Linked DNA regions of Homo sapiens: regions 1 and 2 are each linked to region 3. Evidence: chromatin loops called from intact Hi-C (ENCODE). Cell type or tissue: heart right ventricle. All regions are shown on one strand. Each heading gives the region's core, and the rest is flanking DNA. Links, peaks and the distances in the headings are about the cores only. Region 1 overlaps ICE2 (interactor of little elongation complex ELL subunit 2). Region 2 overlaps ICE2 (interactor of little elongation complex ELL subunit 2). Region 3 overlaps ANXA2 (annexin A2).

Evidence for each region. Hi-C counts contacts between places; a loop is a spot of excess contacts. Peaks named below come from ENCODE experiments on the same cell type or tissue, not always from the same donor. Only the 100,000 strongest peaks of a DNase experiment are listed, where the experiment ranks them.
Region 1: a loop joins it to region 3, with 13 times the contacts of the local background. A loop is called at or near these places in 95 of 110 quality-filtered maps.
Region 2: it touches region 3 in a loop (4-fold over the local background); 96 of 110 quality-filtered maps call a loop at or near these places.

Annotation. Positions count from the first base shown.
Region 1 is chr15:60,442,359-60,447,358 of GRCh38, forward strand. ICE2 (interactor of little elongation complex ELL subunit 2) reads right to left here. Exons shown (of 16, transcript NM_024611.6): 12 at 58-187. Among named protein-coding and RNA genes, the nearest start is that of ICE2, 34 kb to the right of the region's middle. In heart right ventricle, for the core only: a CTCF peak has its summit at 2,013 (motif pointing left); no DNase peak of the experiment used is centred there.
Region 2 is chr15:60,434,969-60,439,968 of GRCh38, forward strand. ICE2 (interactor of little elongation complex ELL subunit 2) reads right to left here. Exons shown (of 16, transcript NM_024611.6): 13 at 1,175-1,259. Among named protein-coding and RNA genes, the nearest start is that of ANXA2, 39 kb to the left of the region's middle. In heart right ventricle, for the core only: no CTCF peak of the experiment used is centred there; no DNase peak of the experiment used is centred there.
Region 3 is chr15:60,356,986-60,363,309 of GRCh38, forward strand. It overlaps ANXA2 (annexin A2), which reads right to left. Exons shown (of 13, transcript NM_004039.3): 5 at 3,956-4,069; 6 at 161-251. Among named protein-coding and RNA genes, the nearest start is that of ANXA2, 38 kb to the right of the region's middle. In heart right ventricle, for the core only: a CTCF peak has its summit at 2,875 (motif pointing right); a DNase peak (open chromatin) is centred at 2,880; H3K4me3 peaks cover 429 bases; H3K27ac peaks cover 3,997 bases.

The sequences.
Region 1 (5,000 bases), core at 1-5,000, 85 kb after region 3:
CAAGTATGTAATTACAAGAAAATTAAAAAGGAGAATAAAGACTTTTGTATAACTTACCAACATAAAATGAGCTGTTGGAATGCAATAAACTTTCAGTCCATAAGCGACAAAGTTCACTTTCAGTCAGAGCTTCAACTCCATAACAAGCTTGATACTCTACTTTTGGTAGTACATAAACTGGAAATTGCTGCAATGCAAAATTATACTTTTTCAAAGCTCTATTAATTTACTATTAATAGCAAATACATTTGCCTATACAGCTTTGCCACTTTCAAAATGCTTTCAGGTAATCTTATTTCATCCTTTCAATTACAGCAGGATTCACACTGTAAGATGGATACATTCAGGCCTGATGAATAGAAGAATGTTTGGTGCCAAAAGGTGGATGGATGAAAGAGATCTCTCCTCACCATTCCCATTTGTGACCAAAATCAACATACCTCCCCACATAGGCAAGGTTTGATTTTGGTCAGGGAATGTGACTGACAGCAGACTCCTTGCAACAAAGCCTATCATACATAGTTGCCCAAAGGCTCAAAGCCAGATGCTGGGAAGCACTGACTTTTTTATATACTAGTCATTTTCAAGAGGATAAAAAAGGTAGAATTTTTTTCTCCTTTAAAGCATGAGTCACATTGTCTTAGGCTCAAATACTCTGAGCAGCTCGTTTCATTCTACAAATGAAAGAGCACTAATGCCTACATTAACACCTGTTTGTCATTATCTTCAATTTAACGGCTTTATTTCAGACACGAAGTATCTGACAAATTATCCATCCAAATTCACTGGTCAGGACACTACATAAGTAAAATGACTGTACCTATTACTGGCCTAAGGGAGCGTAAGCAAAGAAATACATGTTGTTCACTGTGCTTATGCTATCTCATTATCTTCAAAGAAAACTCTACTCTTAACAGGAGTCTATTTCCAGTTGCAGAAAGAGAAACACATGATTTAAGGTACTTAACTTGAACTTATAAGGCTAATTAGTACTTCTGACATTATACTGTGTCACCATTTACAGATTTGAAAATATTTCATCAGTATTTCTTAATTCTTGATTTTTACAAAGTGGCAAAGAGTGGGCTTGGTACAATGGTGGTGGTAAGAACAATTCAAATCCACTAATATTTTTCTTATCAACAGTAAGTGCTGTTTCATGTGATTTGCCCTTGAACTACGTGCATGTGAGAAATCTGGTGATCTTGTTAAAATGTAGAATCTGGGGTGGAGCCCAAGATTTTACATTAATAACAAGCTATTGTTCCAGGGACCATACTTTCAGTAGGTAAGGCCTCCAGTGTGTCTTCTCAATTAAAAACAAAATTAAATGTGATTAGGATTTTACCAATAAAGCATTTTACTATGTAATTTTGCAAATGGTTATCTGCATATGATTTAGTCTCTCATAACTTCAGAGCAAATAGGAGGTCGAGATAAAGAAATTTGCTCAGGCTGGGTGCAGTGGCTCATGCCTATAATCCCAGCATTTTGGGAGGCTGAGGTGGGAAGATTACTTAAGGCCAGGAGTTCAGGATTAGCCTGGATGAAACAGCAAGACCCTGCCTCTACAAAAAATTAAAAAAAAAAAAAATTAGCTGGGCATGGGGCACATGCTTACAGTTCTAGTTACTCAGGAGGCTGAGGTGGGAGGATCACTTGAGCCCAGAAGTTCAAGGAAGCAGTAAGCTATGATCGTGCTACTGCACTCCTGCCTGGGCAACACAGCAAGACTCTTGTCTCTTTTAAAAAAAGAATGAATGAAATTTGCTCAAGGACACATAGCTAGTTTACAGCAGAACTGAAAAAAGTTGACTGAGAAAAAGGATCACATTTCTGGATTAGAAATGGGTAAGAGTTAATTCCATATATTTAAAAAAAATTTTAAATATGTATTATTTCTAAAAAGCAAATACTTTGGGAGATTTTCTTTGATAAAACTACTCTATCTATAAAACCAAGTCCTAAAACCAGTTTAATTTCTGTATGTATTCTACTGCCATCTCCAGGAAGCCAGGGGAAAAAAAAGGCCTGAACATTTCATCTTTCCTTAGTATCCCAAAATTGAAGTAAAAATTTAAGGATAATCAAAATTTTCATACTATAAAGTTTACTATTTTTTTCCCTTGATAAATGGCTCCCCAAGTAAAAGCTTTTCTTGGTTCTGTTCCAATTTTTCACATAAAGCACTTAGGATACTTGGTTCATTGAGACAGACAGTAATAGATATTATGAAATCATCCAAAGTTCCTGGGTATGGATTTCATAATCATGTATTGAACTCAGTAAATTCTGTTTTATATCTTGTGGTCCAAATTAGCCTCTTTATTATTATTTTTTTTTGAGATGGAATTTCACTCTTGTTGTCTAGGCTGGAGTACAATGACGCAATCTCAGCTCACTGCAACTTCCACCTCCTGGGTTCAAGCGATTCTCCTGCCTCAGCCTCCCGAGCAGCCAGGTTTATATGTGCACCACCACGCCTAGCTAAGTTTTGTATTTTTTTAGTAGAGATGGGGTTTCACCACGTGGGCCAGGCTGGTCTCGAACTCCTGAGCTCAGCTGATCTACCTGCCTTGGCCTCCAAAAGAGTTGGGATTACAGGCGTGAGCCACCGTGCCTGGCCTAGCCTCTTTATTTTATCCCATCACTTGAGACTGGCTGATGTTTTAGGTTCTCCTTTAAAGTGCAACTCTTATTAAGCAGAGTTTTGGTAAGGAAACATAAATGATACTGGAAACTAAAATGACAACTAAAATAATTGAAGAACTGAGGAAAAATAAAGAAGAGATGAGGTTCTTGGACAGCAGAGGTTGAAGACACTTCTAAGTATTTCAAAGCTCTATCTAAGCAAGTTGGTTTTTAGGTAGGAAATACTAATGGGGGATGTAATTTTGCTGAATTAGTTTAAATAGTACCACTTACAACATTTTCAAATTGGTGCCTCAACCTCCCTAAAGTTCCCTTAGTCAACAATATCACCCCCTCACCATTTTCCTCATTTACTCGGTGCCGATTTACTGAATTTCCAGAGGATAAAATATTTTGGACAAACAGAGATGAATAGGACATAATTCCAAGGGGCATACATTTTACTAAGAGATTTAAACCATAAACTACTACATATAATAACGGGGGCAATGTAAGCATTCACTGAAAATTTTAAAATTTTATTCTGAGTTTGACACAATCAGAAATATAAGCCTTCTATTTAGACAGTCTTTAGGGTGTGACTATTTTGACATATTTTGATGAAGAATGAATTTTCTTCTATAAGGTTATGTCTTGAAATTTACAAATTTCACCTTAGTCAAGTGAATTACAATGTCCTTACCAAGCTGTCTTGTTCAAGAATTAAACTGGTATCCAAAATTTCCCTAGGCTATTCTTACTTAAGAGATACCGGCCATCAACAATTTCTAAGTGCTGTAAGCTGAAAAAGAAATACAAAGTGGTATGGGTTCACAGAGTAGGAAGTTAAAGAAATGAGGTTAGCCTCAAAATAAATCAGAGAGATAGCAAGAATCAAAGAAATAAAACCTTGAAAATACAATCTATAGGACTGATACTATATGTATTCATGATGTTCAAGCTTATGGTTATTAAGTTTATTAGTTAACACAGATGAGGCAGGAAAAATTAGCAAATAAAGTCAAATCTTTTAATTCACAGGATGTTATAGCATTTATCTAGGAGGAGACTATCAAACCTACAGAATTTTGTCATTCCTTGAGTTTCTCTTGTAAAGAGCACTAAAACCAAACAGTTTTCAATTAAAGCCATTTGGTTTCTAAAATTTCAAGTTTGAATCAATGATAAAAACTAAATTATGTGAATTAGAAGTTTAAGAATTTAGGACTTTATAATCTTCGTTCTATTTAACAAAAGATAAAAACATTATCAAGCACAAGTTCCACCAAGTCCACTGGATTTGGGTGGACAAAGTGTACATCCTGGATCTGGATGGGTTGGCCTTAGTTTATCATAGTAGTCAAACCCTCATGCCGCTGTTATTAGCAATGTGGAAAAGTTGGCACTTTTTAAAAATTTTTTTTGAGATAGAGTCTCACTCTGTTGCCCAGGCTGGAGTGCAGTGGTGCGATCTCGGCTCACTGCAAGCTCCGCCTCCCAGGTTCACGCCATTCTCCAGCCTCAGCCTCCCACGTAGCTGGGACTACAGGCGCCTGCCACCATACCCGGCTAATTTTTTGTATTCTTAGTAGAGAGGGGGTTTCACTATGTTAGCCAGGATGGTCTCAATCTCCTGACCTCGTGATCTGCCCACCTCGGCCTCCCAAAGTGCTGGGATTACAGGTGTGAGGCATCACACCTGGCCCAGTTATTCTTTAATATGATACAGTAGTCAGGAAGTCCTCCACAATGATCAATAGTAGAACATCACTAGTCTGGATTCACCTGATCCCTACCTCAAAACACAGACATTCAAAGTGGTCAGTGATGATTCTTATTGGGCAGTGGGTTAGATAACAAGAGACAGAGACACCAAAACTTGTTTTTTTAAATGTGTACTGTGACAAATACATACAACAGAAAAAGTCCTCAAGAAAAATTAAAGGAAACACACTTTAATATTACATACTCAATTATAATATAGAAGATTCCCTTTATTTACCAGAACTCAGTAGTCATACACACAAAAAAATGCAAACTAATCTGAAAGAGAATTTCAAATATGAAAAATTTTTAAAAGAAGTAATTACTCAAATTGCAGCAATACATTTTTTTTCCTGAGGAAAATATTTATATCAAACCCAAAAGAAACAACAGGGGAAAAAAGAAAGGAAGAGATTTGGTCTTCTAACAGTCCTGAAAAGACCTTACATATGTGTGAAAGGCCATCTTTCAAAAGTTCTACTTGGACTTCTAAAGTAAGTCAACAAGAGCCCCAAAGTGAAAAGAACTCGAGTTCACATGTAATAATGGAAATCCAAATTCCCAGAGAAAACAGGTATATATATGCCAATCTAGATGTAATCTAT
Region 2 (5,000 bases), core at 1-5,000, 77 kb after region 3:
ACTGTATATGGGTATTAAAATATCACATGTAGGAGCCGGGTGCAGTGGCTCACGCCTGTAATCTCAGCACTTGGGAGGCCGAGGCGGGTGGATCACGAGGTCAGGAGATGAGACCATCCTGGCTAACACGGTGAAACCCCATCTCTACTAAAAATACAAAAACTTAGCTGGGTGTGGTGGCGGGCACCTGTAGTCCCAGCTACTCTGGAGGCTGAGGCAGGAGAATGGCATGAACCCGGGAGGCAGAACTTGCAGTGAGCCGAGATCACGCCACTGCACTCCAGCCTGGGCAACAGAGCGAGACTCCGTCTCAAAAAACAAAACAAAACAAAACAAAAATCACATGTAGGGCCAGGCGCAGTGGCTCACACCTGTAATCCCAGCACTTTGGGAGGCCGAGGCAGGAGGATCACCCGAGGTCGGGAGTTTGAGACCAGCCTAACCAATATGGAGAAACCCTGTCTCTATTAAAAATACAAAATTAGCCAGGCGTGGTGGCGCATGCCTGTAATCCCAGCTACTCAGGAGGCTGAGGCAGGAGAATCGCTTGAACCCAGGAGGTGGAGGCTGCAGTGAACTGAGATCACACCACTGCACTCTAGCCTGGGCAAAAAGAGCAAAACTCTGTCTCAAAAAAAAAAAAAAAAATCACATGTACCCCAAAATACGTATAACCGTCATCTACCACTAAACAAAGAAAAACAAAACAAACAGTACATACTGCTGGCCAGGCATGGTGGTTCATGCCTGTAATCCCAGCATTTTGGGAGGCTGAGGCAGGCACATTGCTTGAGTCCAGGGGTTTGAGACCAGCCCAGGCAACATAGTGAAACCCCGTCTCCACAAAAAATACAAAAATGAGCTGGGCATGCTGGTGCACACCTGTAGTCCCTACTTGGGAGGCTGAGGTGGGAGGATCCCTTGAACCGGGGAGGCAGAGGTTGCAGTGAGCCGAGATCACACCACTGCACTCCAGCCTGGGTGACAGAACGAGACTGTCTCAAACACACAAAGAACAAAAAAAAAGACAAAACAAAACTGAGTCCAATGAGACCTCTATACATAAAAAGACTAAAAGTCTTGAAAATAATTTAAGCTTAAACAATATTTAAAGAAAAATTAATGATCACATTAACAAATTTTTCAATTCTCACCACAAAGTAAACTTTCTTACTTGAGTGCTGAAAGCTTTTCTTTTAATTCTTCTGAGGTAATTTCTTCCAGTAGAAAAAGTTTTGAAGTAAATGCATCGATATGCCCTAAAATAAAATATCAAACTTAGAAAGAAGAAGCAATTGCAGTATTTAGAAAAAAAAAAAACCAAGTTATCCTGTCTCCTTAAAGATTACAAATTTTAATAACTGTGAAGAAATTTTACATTTTAAAAGGAGAAATACACATTTTATTAAGTCTTAAGTAAAGCTATATTTTAAAATAACATAATTCAGATTATAAAACATTTATATTCATTCTAAAATATTTGCTGAATATATGTTTACACATGTCCACACATACGAAATCATTTCAAAGCCTACAATTTATGAACAACAACTATTAAAATACTGGTGTTTCTAATTCCTATTAAAGTTACATTTAATTAGCCAGGCGTAGTGGCGGGCGCCTGTAGTCCCATCTACTCGGAAGGCTGAGGCAGGAGAATGGCGTTAACCCGGGAGGCAGAGCTTGCAGCAGTGAGCTGAGACTGCACCACTGTACTCCAGCCTGGGTGGTGACAGAGCCAGACTCTGTCTCAAAAAAAAAAAAAAAAAAAAGAAAGTTACATTTGCATGGCGTTTATGAGGAGAATTATCATAATTATGATATTTATGTATTATCATAATATGTATTTTTATGTTAATACATATTAACATAATTTGAATTATGTTGATAATTATGTATTATCAAAATAAGCAGATAAAATCAAATGTACAGGGGCTAAGACACACTTGGCTCTTAAGGTAAAAATTAGATTATGAAAATCTGGCTTAATATTTTTTAATTAGACTGGGTGTGGTGGCTCACGCCTGAAATCCCCGCACTTTGGGAGGCCGAGGCGGGCAGATCACCTGAGGTCAGGAGTTCAAGACCAGCCTGGCCAACATGGTGAAACCTCGTCTCTACTAAAAACATAAAAAAATTAGCCAGGCATGGTGGTGGGCACCTGTAATCCCACCTACTTGGGAGGCTGAGGCAGGATAATTGTTTGAACCCAGGAGATGGAGGTTGCAGTGAGCCGATACAGTGCTACAGCACTCCAGCCTGGGTGACAGAGTAAGACTCCGTCTCAAAAAATATATATATATATTTATTAAAGCACACCATAAGATTTCCCAAAGTTAAAAAAAAAATCAAAGCAGTCAGTTCCAAGTTTTACTTTTTTTTTGAGACAAAGTTTCGCTCTTGTTGCCCAGGCTGGAGTGCAGTAGCATGATCTTGGCTCACTGCAACTTCTGCCTCCTCAGTTCAAGCGATCCTGCCTCAGCCTGCCGAGTAGATGGGATTACAGGTGCCCACCACCAGGCCTGGCTAATTTTTTGTATTTTTAGTAGAGACTGGGTTTCATCATGTTGGCGAGGCTGGTCTCGAACTCCTGACGTCAGGTGATCCACCTGCCTCAGCCTCCCAAAGTGCTGAGATTACAGGTGTGAGCCACTGAGCCCGGCTGAAGTCTTATTTTTATTTATTTATTTATTTATTTTTTAAGACAGAGTCTTGCTCTGTCTCCTGGGCTGGAGTGCAGCAGCGAGATCCTGGCTCACTGTAACCTCCACCTCCGGGGTTCAAGCTATTCTTGTGCCTTAGCCTCCTGAGTAGCTAAGACTATAGTTGTGTGCCACCACTCCCAGCTATCTTTTTTTTTTTTTGGTATTTTTGGTACAGATGGAGTTTCATCATGTTGGCCAGGCTGGTCTCGAACTACTGGCCTCAAGCAATCCACCTGCCTTGGACTCCCAAAGTGCTAAGATTACAGGTGTGAGTAACGGCACCCGGCTCCGATTCTTACTTTTTTCACAAACACAATATGAATCTAGAATTCCAAAAAACAAAACAGCAAATTCTCAATATGATGCTTTTGTTATAACAAGTAATGCGTATGTTCTAAAACAAAACAGGTTGAGAGCTAACACCAAGGTCCTGAAATATACCAAGGAAGAGTGACATAAAAGAGTCCTGGGTTAAATGTTATATAAGTCAACACAAAAATCGTATGTATTGTACCATAGTTAAAAACATCAACTAGCATGATGAGAATATAAGACGTATCAATGTTGAAGACAAATTGTTTTTATTTTTTTAACTCCTAATATTTAGGTATCAAAACAAATTACCTGGAAAGCTGATGTCAATCACTGGGACAATTAAAAATGCACATAATTTAATGTTTCATTTTCTTACCAAGCCCCCTTTCATTTGCTTTATGCTCATACAAATAATTAGAAACATTTTTACCAGATGGCTTCCTTCTAAGACACCAAATTCATTTGTACCCATACCTACTTATTATATGTAACACTCATTACACAGTGGCATTTCTAATAACAAAGACATATCGTAATGATTTAAAAACCATAGAAAGGAAATACTAAGCATAATAACTTTTAGATGTTTACTAATTATGTCTTTGAGAAGACTAATAGTTCTTACCTTTTGAAAGAAATTCATTTAAAAAAGTTTTATAGTATATGTCAAATATGGTCTGTCAAAAATAACTATACAGAGAATACCATACTAAGTGCTCTGAGGATCTACCTACTCAAGGAGTTCACAACTCTCTCAACATTGGAGCTTTCTAACCTGTGGGCCTCAAATAAGATATATATGTGCTTAAGATACTCATCACCTCAGCCCTTCAGGCAGCTCAGCAATGCTTGGGATGGCAAAAGCTTCCTGGCTATTGCCCTTCAGCCACAAGCAATCTCTCTTATATATCACAGTGTGCTGTACAAATATTTATGTGCATCAAGGTTGGAAAGCACTGATTTATAGAGGACAAATAAAATCTATACATAATAAAAATAAAGCTTTTATATACAAGCGTTCATTCATATATATATGCACATAAACATATACATGCATACATGCATTCATATGTGTATAGGTAGGTACTCCTTGCTTTGCATGCAGTGTGAGGACCATAAAAATGCCTATACAGGCTGAAACCCTACAATTGTAACAATCAATAGGGAAAATTACAACTGTTTGGTTACCTTTAAAATTTTTATCAAAACACTATAAATTCTCTATCAATCATAAATGTATAGGAAAACGAAAAGAACAGTAAAATATTTTAGTACACTGTAATCCAAAAAATTAAAGTGTTTTCTTCATGAAACGTTAATGAAGAGCAGTTTGAACAGTGCTTGTTACCTTCTTGCACAATTTGTCATAGGAAGGATGCATCTTTTCTTTTTCTTTTTTTTCTTTTTTTTGAGACAGGGTCTCACTCTGTCGGCCAGGTTGGAGTGCAGTGCTGCGATCTTGGCTCACTGCAACCTCCGCCTCCCAGGCTCTTGCGATTCTCCTGCCTCAGTCTCCTGAGTAGCTGGGACTACAGGCGCATGCGACTACTGCCCAGCTAATTTTTTACATTTTAAGTAGAGACAGGGTTTCACCATGTTGGCCAGGCTGGTCTTGAACTCCTGACCTCAAATGATCCACCCACCTCGGCCTCCCAAAGTGCTGGGATTAGAAGCTTGAGGCACCGTACCTGGCCGGATACATCTTTTCTATGCCATGGTGAACCGTTATATTCCTAAGGATCAGCTTCTGACACTGTATCCTTGGTGCCTTCAATGTCATGAAATTATCTTCAGGATTTGTTTACTGTAAAATCTTATGCCAGTGTCACTTGTTCATCCTTTATGTCACAATGCTTTCACTAAGTTTGTCTGGCAGCAAATCTAGAGTCACTGGAACAACAGCAGTGCCAACATTCCCACTCTTTGCTATTTCCTCTGTAATTCCATTTATGTTCCATTCAAATTTCACTTCTGGCAGTA
Region 3 (6,324 bases), core at 816-5,815:
AAACTTGGACCACAGCCAACCTTGCCTGCATAGTCAAGGTGGCAGGCACTTCTGCACATCACTAATGCAGGCATCTTAGCCCGAACCCTAACCCCAGTGGCCATGATAGAGTCACATAAATTGGGCTGAGAGGATGAATCACAGAAATCAAGCTACTCACTTTCCTTGTAGACTCTGTTAATTTCCTGCAGCTCCTGGTTGGTTCTGGAGCAGATGATCTCAATGAGAGAGTCCTCGTCGGTTCCCAGCCCCTGTGAACCAGGAAGCACGAACATCAGCAGGGAAATGCTTCCCCACCATTAGCCTACTTCTCTGATCTCCATCAAGTAAATTGCAAACATGGATTGGGTCTGTTAGCATCCTGCTTTCTACATTCCTTCTGAAGAATCTATACTCCTACCCCTTAGCACAAAGTAATGGCATTTTCTATTCCTTTAAAAAATGCTTCACCAGAGCACAAGATGGTGGAACTGGCATGTTGGAGTTCAACTGTTAATATGGTTTTTTTTTTTAAGTAGTGAATAGGGGCTGGGCACAGTGGCTCACGCCTGTAATCCCAGCACTTTGGGAGGCCAAGGCAGGCAGATCACGAGGTCAAGAGATCAAGACCATTCTGGCTAACACAGTGAAACCCCATCTCTACTAAAAATACAAAAAATTAGCTGGGCATGGTAGCGGGCGCCTGTAGTCCCAGCTACCCTGGGAGGCTGAGGCAGGAGAATGGCGTGAACCTGGGAGGTGGAGCTTGCAGTGAGCCGAGATCGCGCCACTGCACTCCAGCCTGGACGACAGAGTAAGACCCCATCTCAAAAAAAAAAAAAAGTAGTGAATAGGAAGAGGCAGCAATAGAATATGCCAAAATACTAAAACTGGCAATTGCCTTTTGCTGTGGGTAGATAAAGTAACTTTTTCTTATTATTATTTTTCACTTTCTACAATAACCACTCACTATTTTAACAGATTAGAAATTTCTTTGTTAAACAATTCTCGCTAAAATAAAGGAATACAGAAATTTTATGTTGTCACTTGCAGCCAGCATTGTTAGAGTAAGTCTTTTTACCAGGCAAAGGTATAGTTAAGAAAAAATTTTTAGCTGCACTCTTTGAAATGTAAAATTGGGTTAATGTTAAAAATTTCATTCTTGTCCTTCCATTTTTGCTTGATAATTATGCACTCTTCAGGCACTTTAGGGAAGCAAAAAGAAATAATGAAGTGCCAAATAAACCTAGACACCAACACTTTATTAAGGAATAAGAATTTGATGGGTGATGTATTCAAATTTAATATATACACTTTTGAGCATGTCAGATAGCTTGAAAGGACTCAATGAAACATGTATTTCAAAGCTGGCTTCATGATCAAAGTCAAGATTTAATAATCAGGATTCTTTAATACTTGTCTTTCCGAATATGGAACTATCACTTTGAACTAAGTAGAATTACAACTGTTTAAAATGTAAATCAATTATAAGGTGTTAATACAATAAGAAACTTACCCACATGAAAAGCGTGTCAGCTATTAATTAAACTTATTAGCGTTTATATGCCCCGAAAAAGTAGTTTGTATAATATAAGCTAAGCCTCAGGTTAATGGTTAATTTTGAATTTTATTCTTCATCTAACCTTTGAGCCAATGGCTCTTCTTTCTGAGTTTTTAATCATGATTTGTAGAGGTTCCAGCAAAGCCAAAAATTCTCCCCTTGTTAGCAAAAGGTCCATACAGCATTCTACACAAATGTTATTAAATGACTACCGAGTATCTTTGAATATTTTGAGAGGCAGTTGTTCAATCTCAAGGATGATAGAAATATAGTCTAAAAATAACACACAGTGGGAGAAATGTTATATCCTGACATTGTAGAATTGCAAGACAGGCAGAATAATGTAAGATGTGTTTCCTTCCATCACTGATATACCAGTGGTAATATCTGAGAATTCCAATAGTGTTTTTATGTCTACATTCAAAGGTGACCTTGGCAATTTCCAAAGCCCGGCCCAAACTCTCCACAGACTGTCCACAATTCCTATCACAAGGGCAAATTCTACTGTAACATATGGCAGATACTGCCACCGGTACTGCCAGAAGTCAAAACAGATTTTTTTTTAAGCATAGTTCAGTTAATGTCACTTCAAGCTTTATGGATTTTGGACGGGTATTCAACTGTGATAGCTAATGGAAGAGCTGGCACAGGGTCAAAGCTTCAGCAGTTAAAGCACCTTCCATTGGGCCCAATTACATAGATTACAACAGTGACTGACAGCTCAAAAAGGTCTGTTTCAAGTCCCTAATACCTAGTAATAGATACCAGTAAAGCCACTCGAATCACAACTAAATAGATTCTTGATGAAAATAAGACAAACTGATCTGAAGTGTTGATGGTCAGAAGAAACCTAGGAGAGGCTGACTCATCCCTGCCTCCAAAGGTCCACAGACTCGGTTTTCAGGAGCGCTATTTTTATCAACCAGGATCATGAAATGTTGTCGACATTTTATCATTCTTAATGACGTCTTTTCTGCAGTACAGTCTACTTAGGAAACTCAGACAAGTCCGCTAAAATAAACTGAGCACAGCTTGGGCTAAGCTGAAGAACTAAAGGAAGAAAGAGACTTAACAACAAATCTTACAGCAGCCCTGAGCTATCAAATTCCAGGCTTTGGAGATGCCCAGTGTCCGAAGCACCCTCACTCTTGTGTTCTCTGGGAAAAGGATGACAACTGAACTGTGACATTAGCTCTGGTGACAGGCTTACAGCTCAGACTGTTCATAATTCAGGAACAGTGGCATCAGAGAAAACAGACTCGGAATAAAAAATCAAGACCAATGGTTTCCCTCATCTACAGCGCAGACTTTACCCATGTATATCAGCAGAGGGCAGTGTCGGACTGTTCAAATGCTGCAGACCCACACTAAGAAAAGGGTCCAAATGTGTTGCAGTACAACATACATTAATGTGTGTGCATCTATTGCATTTATATAAAACTTGATGTTGGCCAGGCGCGGTGGCTCACGCCTGTAATCCTAGCACTTTGGGAGGCCAAGGTGGGCAGATCACCTGAGGTCGGGAGTTTGAGACCAGCCTGACCAACATGGAGAAATCCCGTCTCTACTAAAAATACAAAATTAGCTGGGCGTAGTGGCGCATGCCTGTAATCCCAGCTACTCGGGATGCTGAGGCAGGAGAATCTCTTGAACCCGGGAGGCAGAGGTTGCAGTGAACTGAGATCGCGCCATTGCACTCCAGCCTGGGCAACAAGAGCGAAATCCATCTCAAAAAACAAAACAAAACAAAACAAAAAACTTGATATTTTAAGTATGCACAAAGTTCAGGAGGTTTCCAATCTACAGTTTTTACTTAATTTAACCTAAAATTCCAGGTTCAAAAGAACTTTACAAAAGAAAAACATAAAAGATAACGTGCATTGAGACTTCACAGTTACTTTCTCACAGGTACGATTCAGGTACGATTCTTCATCCAGAATTACCCCTTATATGCACTATGATGTTCTGATTCTGCCTGAATTTGAAACAAATGGTACTGACAGAGAGAGTATGGGAGGAAGAAACACCCACGAAAGGATGGGCAGAATTTGCAAGCTTCACTTAACAAAAGCTATGAGTTTTTTTTTCTTGCCTTAATATCACAACATATCTTTTTAAAGGAGGAAGTGTAATCAAGGAAGTAGTTTTCCCAAATGGTATTCCAATTGCCCAGGTGCTGAGTAGTAGCAGCTGGTAACTGACTTCTCAGCATCATGAAATTTCTTTACAGTCTTAAAACAAGTAATTGAAATATTTTTGGTACAAATCCTGAGACATATAACTTCAGTTCATTTTTAAAAAATGGTTCCAAATGAGAATTCAACAAAACTGAAAATCACCAAATTACACTCAGAAAGCTGTAATTCACAAAATTAATAGCAGATTTGACAGAGATGACATCTCACATGCATTTACCTTCATGGAAGCTTTTAGCTCAGAAGCGTCATACTGAGCAGGTGTCTTCAATAGGCCCAAAATCACCGTCTCCAGGTGGCCAGATAAGGCTGACTTCAGTGCTGATGCAAGTTCCTTCAAGATAACAGGCAATCATAAGGAAAATATTTATTTTACTTTAAAACTAGTGAGTAAAACAAAAGTAAGAGGGATCTTTTTGTGAAGCAGGTTGTGAGTCTTTGACCACTCCGGAGTCTTGGGTCAAACGCCCTCAACTGCATTCCCTTCAACAGACCCACATCTCAGAAACATAAACATCAGGCTTTGCTTCAACGAAATTCCTTAAAATCCAAGTTAATTTTGCCGTCTTCCCCGGTCAATAAAAGGAAACTGGAGTCGTATGTGATTCCTAAGAAAGCTGTGAGAGTGCAGGCACTTTGCAATATGCTTGAAAGCAGTAACACTCCGTGGAAGGCAGGACGCTTTCGGAGATCAAGGCCCCTGCTAAGAAGGAGATGTTTGAGCAGACAGCCTCCTGGCAAGCAGATCTTGTGGCCTCCCGATATACTGTAAAAGACGTGGGGGCAGCCATTCCAGCGGCAGCTCCTCAAAGTCACCAGAAGGAACCAGAGGCCGCAACACAGTTGGAAGTGAGGTCATGAAACTTTCCTATGCAAAACACTTCATCTAATACTGAGAAAATATCTCCTTGTCCACACCAAACTCGGACGGTGTTTAATGGAAGTGATAGGAAACTAACACCCCCGAACTGGCCCCCTTGAATTCCCTGCTGCATGTAATTTCTTAAGGGTTGGATCCACTGTCACCATGAACACAAAAATTTGTCAGAGGTCTGGTCAGCACCCATGTATGTAGACAGACACCCCAACTCAATGTGTCTTTTAGCGATGCTTCCTCGAGCTAAACTTCCTACAAATCATGGCTGATGACTGAAGCCTCCTACTGAAATAATGTTCTTCTTTTCGCTTTTTTTTTTTTCTTCTCTCTCTTCTTTCTTTCCTTGCTTTCTAAGAGCACCTGTGGCATCTACAAAGCTTAGCCCCTACAGGTACTTGCAGGCTACGAGAGGTGATTTGCAGCATGCTTCAGAGACAACCATGCTGAATCATTCGTAGATGTCAAAAGTGTTAGAACTGACATGGATCTTAGAAGCCACCTGGCTTTCACCACCCATTTTCTCCTGCTTCCCAATGTCCCGGGAACACACGGCACTTAGGAGGGGACTGTAAAAGCAGTAGCTCCCAATTATAACACCAGTCTCCCAGTTTGGAACTTTGAGGTTAGGTAACTCCAAACTTAGCCTACCCTTGACACTCCCCTCTACCCATTCTCTATTCAAACCTCAAATAGCATTTGGGCACCTACTGACTTCTTCCACTTCTATTCTAAACTCCTTATGGGCGTTCAACTTCCTGTTTCTCACAATGTCCAGCACAGAGCTTTGCATTTAACAAAAACTAAACAAAAACTCCAGAAATGTATGATAAATCAAACATAACCCTTCCCTGTAAGGAGAAGCCTCGCATCTGGCGTCTGCTAGAACATGAAAGAGTCGTAAAAGCAGCTGTCTCTCCCAGCTCCTCTCCACTCTGCCAGCCGGGCCTAGGTTCTTCAAGCTCATCACCTGGGCAGCTGCAGCCCGTATCCCTAAAGAACTCTGCAGCACAAATCTTCCTTATTTCACAAATTTTCTTCTTTATTTCACAAACAGCCGATTGTTTCACTTGAAACTATCTCAAGTAGTTTACATATCTTTTATAAAAGATACATAATTCTCCTTGGCCTAAGGCTGAGAGTCAAGAATTAGTAGGATGATGAGCTGTCCCCAGCACACAGCAAAGCCTGTGAGATCTTGGGACCTCATCATAATTCTGGTAATATCTTCCCTCCTAGAGGGTATGTGGGAGCTTTGTTCTACATATATCTAATCTAAAACCAAGATCTAGGTTTTGGGTGTGGTGGCTTATGACTGTAATCCCAGCAGTTTGGGAGGCTGAGATGAATCATTTGAGTCCACATGGCAGAAGTTGCAGTAAGCCGAATCACACCACTGCAATCAAGCCTGGGTGACAGAGCAAGACCCTGTCACAAAAAAAAAAAAAAAAAAAAAAAAAAAAAGTTTCAGGCTTCTATGTGTGTGTGTACACACCCAAATGTATTCCAAGACCATACTCTGTGACAGCTGAAAGATCAAATTTTTTGCTTGCTATCCAGAGATGAGCCTTCTGCTCCACTGGGAACTTGGCTCTACCAGCTCACAGACCCCTTTGGGAAGCTGCAGAAATAAAACACTCCCCTCTATGCCTCACTACACAAGATTAATACACTTCTAGTGAAAGAAGAATTTTAATGCACTTGAGATGAAAGAA